Regions from separate parts of the Mus musculus genome. Here region 1 is linked to region 2. Evidence: chromatin loops called from intact Hi-C (ENCODE). Cell type or tissue: heart. All regions are shown on one strand. Each heading gives the region's core, and the rest is flanking DNA. Links, peaks and the distances in the headings are about the cores only. Region 1 overlaps Junos (a long non-coding RNA gene). Region 2 overlaps Junos (a long non-coding RNA gene).

The links. Peaks named below come from ENCODE experiments on the same cell type or tissue, not always from the same donor. Only the 100,000 strongest peaks of a DNase experiment are listed, where the experiment ranks them.
Region 1: it touches region 2 in a loop (3-fold over the local background); 8 of 42 quality-filtered maps call a loop at or near these places.

What each region holds. Positions count from the first base shown.
Region 1 is chr4:95,079,973-95,085,349 of GRCm38, forward strand. The region is part of intron 1 of Junos (a long non-coding RNA gene); the gene reads left to right. Among named protein-coding and RNA genes, the nearest start is that of Junos, 30 kb to the left of the region's middle. In heart, for the core only: no CTCF peak of the experiment used is centred there; DNase peaks (open chromatin) are centred at 1,849 and 2,729; H3K27ac peaks cover 1,839 bases.
Region 2 is chr4:95,151,145-95,156,521 of GRCm38, forward strand. Junos (a long non-coding RNA gene) reads left to right here. Exons shown (of 5, transcript XR_867920.3): 3 at 2,448-2,491. Among named protein-coding and RNA genes, the nearest start is that of Gm12708, 39 kb to the right of the region's middle. In heart, for the core only: no CTCF peak of the experiment used is centred there; DNase peaks (open chromatin) are centred at 727, 1,787, 2,967 and 3,437; H3K4me3 peaks cover 632 bases; H3K27ac peaks cover 3,877 bases.

The sequences.
Region 1 (5,377 bases), core at 273-5,272, 71 kb before region 2:
AAAGCTCAGCCCAATCAAGGAGCCTCTCTGGAAATTCATGCATCTCTACCTTTGACAAGGCAGTAACTGTAATTACACTTTAATGGGTATGGGGCCCTGGGCGGGAAGAAGACAGTTAGGGACTTGGCCTCTACAGGCTGGCTGCCTCTTGCCCTTGAGAGAGGATATGTATGCCCCGACAAAAGGCCTGGGTCTTCCATCTCTCCCTCCTCCCTCCCTCCTCCTTCCTTCCCTCCTTCCCTTCTTCCTTCCATCCCTTCCTCCTTCCCTTCTCCCTCCCCCTCCCTCCTCTTTCCTCCCTCCCTCCCTCCCTGCATCCCTAAAGCAATGGCCATGAGAACAAGTTTGTTTGTTTGTTTGTTTGTTTGTTTGTTTGTTTGTTCAGGATTCTCACCAGTTATGACCAGACAATGCACAGTTGCTATTTCTGGTTTATAAATCGTTCCGTTTTGCTTGCTTCATCCTTGTGCATACCGGGTCCCGGGTGTGGAATGCTCCAGCTCCATATACAGAGGAGCAATCTTATACCTTTTAAAGAACTGGTTGAGGACTCCAAGTTAGTGTGGGGAAAAGGGTATAGCCCAAGGGGTTTGTTGTTGTTTTGTATTGTTGGTTGTTTGGTTGTTTTTTGTTGTTGTTGTTGTTTTTTTTTTTTAAAGATGTGATAAGTTAGAATCTGAGCACACTAGAAGCTAAGCAATGAGGGTAGACATTCAAGGTCAGATTGGGCTACATGGTGAGACTCTGTCTCAAACAACAACCAAAAGGAGCTATGATAGAGGTAGAGCTAACTTTTTTATTGGCAAAGTGGACCAGAGTCTAGGAAGGTTGTACACCCTCTCCCTTCCTTCCTTCTTCCTGTGTATCTCACTATGTAGCCCAGGCTGGCCTCCTGGATATCACATTATGTAGCTCAGGATGGCCTCAAATTTGAGCCACTTCTACCACTATCTCCTAAGTGCTGAGATTTTGTCATGAAGCACTACAGAAGTGAGAACTGGGATGTGAAGTGAGAACACTAAGATGTGAAGATTTGGTGGTGGCAGTAGTCAGAAATCAGGATTCCTGGAGGGGTTGACTTTTAGTGGCAGGCCACGTCTAGGGGTTTGTCAGCCCTGCTTAAGTATGTATGCTAAAAGAATAAGTGAATTCTTACCCATTATCCTATACTAGAGAGGATGCTGGTGTTCCTCTTGAAGCCCGAGTTCTAGCCCCGTTTCTTGTGTCCCCCTCATCCTCTCTGAATTCTGCTTCTTTGTCTGTGAAGCAGAGGCTCACACCTGTCCAACCTTCCTCCTTGGGTTGTGTTCCAGCTACTGGGACACTGTACACTTGCACCAGTTTGTTATGTGAGCCACATGAGTGCAGGCGACAAAGCCACATGGGACCACAGCTACCTAGTGTGACCCCAGCTAACCACTTCACTAAGGCATCCACTTCTCATCTGGAAGTGGAGGTAAGCCTGCCTCTCCAAACAGGAGCAGGGCGGAGAGCTGTCTTACAGAGTGCTAAGAGAAGGCTATGACAGTTCTCTCTTCTTCCTTGTCTCATGGTCATTAGTCCATTTCTCCTCCCCTAGACCACCACTGGGGTCCCCCTGGGTGCCTACCGGGGTGCTGAGTGCCACACATGCTGTTTCTCAGCAGTACTTCCACTCCTCCCCATGGCCTGTAGGCTCATATGTCTGCATTCTCACTAGAAATGCCCTAGCACAAGAAAGCACTCAGGGCCACAGAAGCCCAGGCCTGTGTGAGCAATCTCACATCTCCAGTCAGCTTTTGCAGGGTTCCCAGAACGGCATGTCCACCCAGAACCTGGGACTGGCGCAGCTACACATCCTTTTCAGGAGAGCACGGCCTCGAGGCTGCAGGAACTCAGGGTGACTCAGCTTCACATGTGACAAACAGCCTGTGAAGTAAAACAGACCAGAGCTCCAGCACGGCTGCCTTCAGATTTCAGGGAAGGAAGGGGCGGCCTGAGAGGTAATGGACAGCGTTGAACTCGCATGTCACCTCAGGCCAAATGTGTGCTCTCCTGCTGAGGCCTTACCACAGACACCTGAGTGTGTGATAGTCTGAGAGGTTAGCCTTTCAGCGTTGCACGAGGGGGGGGGTGTCATAATAAGAAGATCAAGGAATTGAGCAGAAGCATCCGACTTAGATACCCTTGTTCTTTCCTAACAAAATGTCAGGAAAAAAAATGTCTTTTTCCCCCAACCCCACTTTCTGCGGCACTGCAGAGTTCCCTGAGTGTGATTTAAAAACAGACTGACCCACTGAATTGTATTTTTCAAAGTTTGCAGCAAAAGATGCCCCTAGCTCCTTTTACCATTAACACCCAGGGCTGTTCCTCCCTGCTTGTCCTTGGTTTATGATAGACAGGGGGTGTGCAGGGAGTGCTGGGGCATGAGCCTGTGTAGTGGGCAACACCATAACAGGGCGGTAGAATGGCTACTAGCAAAATCATGTCCATGGCTCTGTCCAGCACTGAAGTCATAGTTACAACCTACTGAGCTTTGGGGGTCAGAGGTTGGGAACACCACTCTCAGGGAACACTCAGAGGAGGTATGGCCTGGCAGGAAGCATTGGGCCATGCCAAACAGGAAAGGGGAGGGCGGGCCTGGGAGGGACTGAAACGTCACCAGGATACATGCCAAAGTTGGGTGGGCCTAAATACTAGGGCAGAGCTGCTGGGCACATGACTCTTGAAAATCTCCCAGGGAATAACTTCTAATCCCTGCCTTATTGAAAGGTTTGGGGAAGGCTCCAGCCTGCCGTCTGCTGCTCTGGGCTGTGGGGGGAATCCTATGCTGGCACATAGCCACAAGGACATTTCTCAGGGAAAGCCTTTGGCCCAATAAGTCTGTTTTCTCCTTTCTTTGGAAACTAGGATTTGGAATCTGTTCAGGAAAAATGTAATGTACAAACAAATAGCCTTGGCCATCTGTGCCTCCCCTTGGAGCCAGGTCAAGCCTGGGGAGAGCTTAGCCTCTCTGGGCTTTCCAGCTGTAGGCCATCCCTTTGTAGCCAGTCTCTGCCTGTCCTAAAATAATGTCTCCTCTCCTTCCCCTAGTGCTGCTCATACCCAGGTCTTCTCAAGTGCTTCCCGAGATGGTAGGGATGTCCCCATTGTAGTGATTACTTGCTTCATCAACCCCTCCCCCACTAGTCTCACTTCTCAGGGGATTAGTTGCTTCTCCAAAATATTATTCCACGTTGTTTCAATGTAAAATGTTCTTTCCTTGTTCTGTAGGTAAGAACCCCTGGTTTTATTTTTAAAACTATCGTCAAAATGACTGCCAGTCCTTAAACTCTGGCTGTGAGCTAAGCAGGTGGTGTTTCATGCTACTCACTGCCTAGCAAAGTGTTCAGGACAGAACCTGATGCATAGTACATGCTCAATGAAGGGTGCTTAATGTCCCTATTAATTACTTTAATTCTGATGTAGTGCTCATGGCAGACAGGATTTGTCTTGTGCATTGCATGACAAGTCTGTGGGCCTCATGAGGGCAGGGATTGTGTGTTTACTCTCTAGTGTCTCCAAGCACGTGTTTACCCGGAGGAAATTCCCAGGGTGGCAAGCTGGTCGTTCAAGCTGGTGAGCAGCGCAGTGACTTATGTCTAGGATTCCAAAATCAGCTTGGAGTCACTGTAGTCTAAAGAATAGAGGGTCAGGACAGAGCAAAGATCTTGGCTTGCTTCTACTTCAACTGTCTACTACCTTTATGACCTCAGAAGGATTGATCTTTTTGAATCCTAAATACCTATTTTTCAAAAACAAACAAACAAAACAAACAAACAAACAAACAGACAAACAAACAAACAAAGTTAAAAGTGTCTGCTTGTCTTCTTCGCAGGTTTGTTGTGGGCATCAGTGAGCATGTACAGACTGTTGTGAGCATCCTCTTGGAGTCCATGGCCATTGCCGCTACTGTGATTTAAAGAGCTGTGCCCCTTCTTGGCTCCTGGGTTGGCACTTGTTTTCCAGCTGTTTGGTGGTGCTGTTTGGAAAGGGCATGGAATCTTGAGGAGGCAGAGTCTTGTTGGAGTAGGTAGTCACAGGGGTGAGACGTGAGGGTAGATAGCCTGGCCGCACTTCCTGTCTGCTCTCTGGCCGCACTTCCTGTCTGCTCTCTGGCCGCACTTCCTGTCTGCTCTCTGAATCTTGAGTGTAGATCAGTGTGACTAGCCGCCTCATGTTGCAGCTGTCATGCCTTCCCTGCTGTGGCTGACTGAATTCCTTGTTCTACGGTGACTCAGAAGAAACCATTCCTTCCTTAAGTTGCTGCTGCCACAGCAATTCGAAAAGGAAATCATACATACAACTGCCATACGTGCCAGAACATGAGCTGAGGATACATTTAGTGGATACATGTAGTGGGCAGATAGCAGCCATTACATGTGCTCTATATGCATAGTCTTTAAATTTCGGAATACCTTTTCTCTTCTGATCATGCATCTCAAGTAGTGACTTTAACCTTTGAAAGTTTCTTTAACTGCACCCCTTTCTAGCTTTAAAATCTTGGCCTTATATTTCAGAGTAAATGTTTATAGGTGTCCTGTAAAAGGTGGAATCAAACACTTAACAATACTTGTTGTTTGTTTCTATGTGATCCAAGAGGGGAGAGGCCAGGGCTTATCTGAAGGTGTAGAAAAAATTAAAAAAAAAAAAAAAAAAAAAAAAGTGTGAGTCACAGCCCTAACTCTGAAAGAGTTTACAGAATGGTTTGTTAGCCAGAGCTGAATTCTAGAAGGGTAGGCAAAGCACTTGATATAAAAAGAGGTGGTTTGTGAAGACTACAGAGAAATGGGCTTTGTTTATGGTTTCTATTTCTGTGAAGAGACACTATGATCCCTCACCTCCCAACTCTTATAAAGGAAAACATTTGACTGGGGCTGGCTTATAATTCCAGAGGTTTAGTCTATTATCATCATGGTGAGAAGTATGGCGCAGCCATGGTGCCGGAGAAGGAGCTGAGAGTTCTACATCTTGATTTGCACATACCAAGTAAAAAGACGGAGCCACTAGACCTTGCTTGAGCATCTAAGACCTCAAAGCCTGCCCCCACAGTGACATACTTCTCTGATAAAGCCAAACCTATTCCAGCAAGGTCATACCTCCTAATAGTGCCACTCCTATGGGCCAAGCTTTCAAACACATGAGGAGTCTTTGGGGCCATTCCGTTTGAAATAATCACAGTATTCAACCTTGCAAAAGACTGATGCTTACTCTGTAATCCTGGGAACATAATTCAAATCCAGGTCATTGGACACTGCTAACACAGATCTGGGTAGGATTACAGTTTTTTGTTTTTTTGTTTTTTATTTCTCAGCATAGTACATTCAAACATTTTAGTAATGTACCCATTTAAAAATGT
Region 2 (5,377 bases), core at 143-5,142:
TTGTGTAGAAATAAGGCACAGTGCAGGTGAGGGAATCAGGTACTAGAGGATTGTGGGTCGTGGTCTGTGAACCTGACCTAGAAGTAGTGGGGAGTGCAGAAGAGAGACATGTCATGATTAGAACTGTCTATGGCACAGGTCCTATGGACAGTTGTGTGGTGATGGTTTAGCAGGATGAAGCTTGAGGCTAGGAGGCCAATTAGGCAGCAATCTTGGCCAGTGATTCTCAACCCATAGGTCGTGGACCCTTTGGGGGTCTAACAACTTTTACACGGGAGTCTCCTAAGACCATTGGAAAACACAGATATTTATGTTGTGATTCTTAACACTAGCAAAAATATAGTTATGAAATAGCATCAAAAATAATCTTATGGTTGGATATCACAACATGAGGAACTATATGAAAGGTTCACAGCATTAGGAAGGTTGAGGACCACTGCTTCTCCAAAGTGGCATTGGGGTATAAGGGAGGAGATACATAAGATACATATGTATCTACCTTTGAGCTCTTGTTGTTAAGCATCTTAGATCTTGGACTTTGCCCTCAGAGCCTGCTCAAAAACCTTAAAAACTAAGGTGGTGCATAAGCCCCAATATCTGACAAGCCATACTGAACAGCATGTCTTTCTGTGAGCCAATAACAGTCATATTGGAAAATCAACAAGGGAAATGGAGAGGGAGAGAGCCAGCATCTATGGCACTCACGCCCTGGGCCCTGGGCCAGTGTGAACAAGGTTTTCCGGGTGAGGACTTCCCCTCACAGAATGGGAACAGCCGCTGCAGACATAGTGAAGACTATCTCATGCATCCAAAGAGGTTCCCTTCTACATTGTCTTAGTTACGAAGGTTTCGGCTCATGGCGAGTGTGTGAGTGCGTGTCGGATGTACACATGAGTTACAGATGAAGAAAATCAAACCTGAGGGGTTAAAGCAGGCCCAGAAGCACTGTCACTGTTCTCTCCTGAGATCTGGCTGCTGCTCCTTTGTCCTTCTCCAGCCCATCCCCCACTTGAGTCATCTCCAGGTGCAAAACAGGACAGGGCAATGGCTTGTAGGCACTGCTGCTGTGGTTTGTGACATACAGTGCCTACAGCCTCCTCTCAACGCTCTTCCTTACAGGCAAGCATATTGCTGCTTCTTACTGGTAGGCAGGGGACCAGGGGGGTGTGACATCCCTTTAACTCAACTCATACTCTCAAAGCAGCTTCAACATGGGACAGTGTGGATGCAACTCTTTGAGACCATAAAGGTAGACAAAAGTGAAATATTTTCTCATACTTGACTTCCCAGGGCTAAGAAGTAGCCAGGTCTCTGAGTTGCTGGCCCAGGGCCTGGAGTCCAGCATATATCCATGGAAAGGAGAGGAACTGAGGTGTGACCTCACGGGAAGAGCTCTACCCCTGTCTTCTGTACTGAATCCTCCCTTAGGATAAACGTGGGGGCTGATCTGGCTAGCGGCACAGCTGTGGGGAAGACAAGGTAAAGGAGGAAGTGGAGGAGAGGAAGAAACAAGGAGTTGGAGGAAGTGGGAAACAGGAGGAGGAAGAGTAGGTGGCCAGGAAGAGGAGGAGGAAGAGGAAATGCCTGTGGGAAAGAAACTGTCCCAACTAAACACCTAGAAGCTCTCAGCTGCTGAAGAAGTCCAGTCTGCAACCAGGAGGAGAAAGGCCACTTCCCCAGAGGATCTCTGAGACCTTGCCATTTGTATACACACATCTGAAGAGGGATCAGGTGGCACCAGTCTGCCTAGGTCACCTAGGTTTAGCTTCCCACTCAGCACTGCCAGCTTAGGGCTAGACTCTGGGAAGTCTGGTTCACTTGGGCCAAGTCTATGAGGACTGGTCTGGGTGATGCTCTCAGAAGCCAGACACATAAAGGGCCTGCTCTAGAAGTTAGAGACTGACCCAGACAAGCACATTTGAATATCTTCTGCAAGACTTCAGGACGGCAGGAGGATGGGTCAGAGCTGGAGGGGAAGGAATAAATGGCCTGACTAATGTTTTATGAATGTACATGGCCAAAGGACAATTTATTATTATTATTATTATTATTATTATTATTATTATTATTATTATTATTATTATTTTAATGTGTGCACACATGTGCACACATAGGCCAGAGAAGTGCATCAGGTGTCTTGCCTTCCTCTATCACATTCCTTTTGAAGTTTGAGAGACTGGGTCTCCCACTGAATCTAAAGCTTAACATTTCAGTTGGGTTGGCTGGCTAGCAAGCTCCTGGGCATGCCTGGCTTGGGGATTCAGAGTTTATCCACCGACTTAGAAGTGAATGATCTCTGAGCTAAAAGAATAAAGAAAGTATCCTTTGCTAAAAGTCTCCTTCAGGTAGACACTGGGAGAAGCATCAGAATTAGAGAAATGATTGCCGCGATCCTGGGTGTTGCATGCCTGGCACATGCTAGAGACTGTCCTATTAATACTTTACAGTCACCAGCCTGGAGAAGATCTACAGGAGAGCAGTATCACACCAGGTAAGAGTTGTAGGCAGAGCCAGCCGCTGGGCCTGCCGACTAGGGCCTGCAGTCCTTTGCCCCCTCACATTGGCAAGTTCTGAGGGTCTGTCTCCCTTTCTTGGAACAGCAGACAGCAGACAGCAGACAGCTCAGCAGGCCCTTGGCTTGGCTGCTGGAAAGGGCTCCCAGAAGGCCCCCCAGGCCATTGTAGCTGTAAGCAGCTTGTTTCCCAGTGCCCCAACACAGTTGATCCTCTGCAGGAAAAATTTCAGGTTTCTTTGCCTGGGGCAGTCCTGTAGCATACCCGATTGCAAATAGAGCCCAGGAGCTGATGGAGACTTAGGATAAGAGCTGGGAGGGAGGAAGGGAGGGCCAGGGGCAAAGTAAAGCGGGTGGGTGGGGCTGGCAGCCAGTGTTCCCTGGAGGGAGCAGGCAGGCTCAGGGGACCAGCTTCCTTGTAAACAGTGTAGAGCCAACTCTAAAAATACTCCTGCCCTAGACAGGGCGAACTCAGCTCTGCGGTCCTCTTCCAGAGCCTTCCCGGGGCCTCCCCCCTTTCCTGAAAGGTCAAGGGGATGGGAAGAAAGTCCCTTTGCAAAGGGTAGGATTTCCTCAGCAAGGCAGGCCCAGCGGTGCTTCCTTCCTCTGGAAAACAGAAGGAGGATAATCTCCGGTTTTACAAACAAGGATATGGAGGGAAACCTGGTTTTCCTGAACTGTCACGGGAGACCCGAGTTTACCTCGGGTTCAAGGATGGAACGTGATTCACAGCTGGAGCAAAGGGGGCCTGGAAAGGACCCCTGGGCAGTAGTCCTCAGCTCAGCTCGTGCCCTCATTAGGCCTCTGACCTATGAGTCAACCACCCGATGCCTCAGTTTCCACAATTATAGAAGAGGATAATCACAGTGCTTACTTTACTTGGCTACGGAGAAGGCCAAATGAAGTGCCCTTTTCACAGCTCTTTACACGGGGCCCGGCACGTGCTAAGCACGCAAAATGTGCTTATTATGCTTCGAGTAGAGATAATAACCGGAGATTTCGTTTTAATGGGGGAAACTAGCAGGGAGGCAGACTGGCGGTGTGCACGGGAGCAGGCTAAAGGGCCGAGCCTTGGAAGATTCAAACCTGTTATTTGACAGATGGGGAAACTGGTCCCAGGGAGCAAAAAGGAGATGCCCTAAAAACACTGTTAACCAATTCGATGCTGTCGGTTCAGTGTAAGAGAAAAGGGTGATGAAGACCACCATTTGTGCTGCGCCACAATGGGCAAGAGAGGTCCCTGGTCTACAGAGTATATTTATATGTGAAATGCTCTTTCTTAGGGAGACAGTGAGAACTATCCCAGGACTGAGTTCTGTAGTCGGGGAAAGGAGGAGACACTTGGCAGCATGTTGGACCCATTGAACAGGAAGACCCATCTTCACGTTGGTGGTAGTTGTAGACCATGCCTTTGTACCCAAGGATCATGGAAGGGAGATGTAGGCAGGAGGTGCTCAGTTTTACCTGCAGACAGATCTTCAGTCCTGTGCAGTCTGGTGCAGTAAACACTAGCCACATTAAACTTCTGACCACCAGATTTCAAAGGCTATTTTTAAAGAAGCCAGTGAAATGCCTTACTAATATTTTTAATGGGCTACAGGGTTGAAAGGATGGTTTCAGATCCATTGGGTTAATTAGCATTTCTTTTTTTCCTGTGTCTCCTAAGAAAATCTTGAAGCACACATGTGGCTTGCAACGTCTCTCTTTTGGGTGGCGGGGTTCCAAGTACTGCACACTAGTTCAGCATTAGGGCAGGCTCTGTCAGCAGGTGATAAGCCTCTCATCACTAGAGGTACAAGAAACAGGTTTTATGAGTGGGATTCTCATAGCTGGATGAATAAACTCTTTAGGCCCTCAGTTCAAGAGTCTGGTGTTTTGAGGAATACCTGTTTCTTGGGATATATTTTTAAAATGTTACCAAGAAAAAAAATGTTTGATGATAAATTTAATTCTTTTTTTGGAAATAAAGTTATATTCCTTTAAGGTAAGACTACCCAGAGCTTTTTAGATGTAGAAGTGTATTGTGGGTCTACATAAGGGTATGTAACACGTGAAGGTGTGTGTCTTTGCCAGTGACGCGTGCCCTATTGCCCTGTAATAAGTGGGTCACAGAGGCTTCTTTTCTCATACAGTAACCAGGAAATACTAAGTTCACTTCTTGAGAACCCTGCCTCATGTTCACAACAGACACACTTTCTGTTATGCTTCGCCCCTATCCTGGCAGTTTTATAGATGACCTTGTAACTGTTCTGACAGGAGATACTCTACAGGGAGCAGAGTCCCTCCCTTCTTGGTCCGTTGGACCATTGAGACAGTGCACCCAAGAACAAGAGTTTGCCTATGGACCTCACGTTGTAAGGGGAAGACTGAGGCTCTGTGCCAATGGAGGAGGAGCTTGTCTTCTCAGAAGAGCCACCATACAGTCCTGACTTTTCTGACCACATTCAAAAAGAGAGGGGCAGAAACAAGGATGGGTCGGTAATGGGTGACCTCCTTAGTTCTGCATGCCCCTTGCTCTCTCGTCCCTAGGCCTCATGTCGGAGGAGGTGGATTAGTAGGGTTGGCCCAAGGTACTGTAACTGGGCCTCTTTCCAATGTGGCCACATTAAATACATCTCTCTGCTTTTGGCTTTTTCTGTGTCTTGTCTCTTTACTGGTCCTACAGAGGACTGGTGACTAAGCCTTGCTTGTTAGGGCTTTTAGAGCTCAATCTTTGACCCTAACAGCACCTTGGATAGATTAGTTTACCTTCCTCTACTTAGAATAGCATTGACCATCATAGTCTATGAAGTCTATAGAAAATGTAGTGTGTCAGCTCATGTGTATTCAAAGAATGGTAGCTCCCATGAACTACAACCCAGAGAA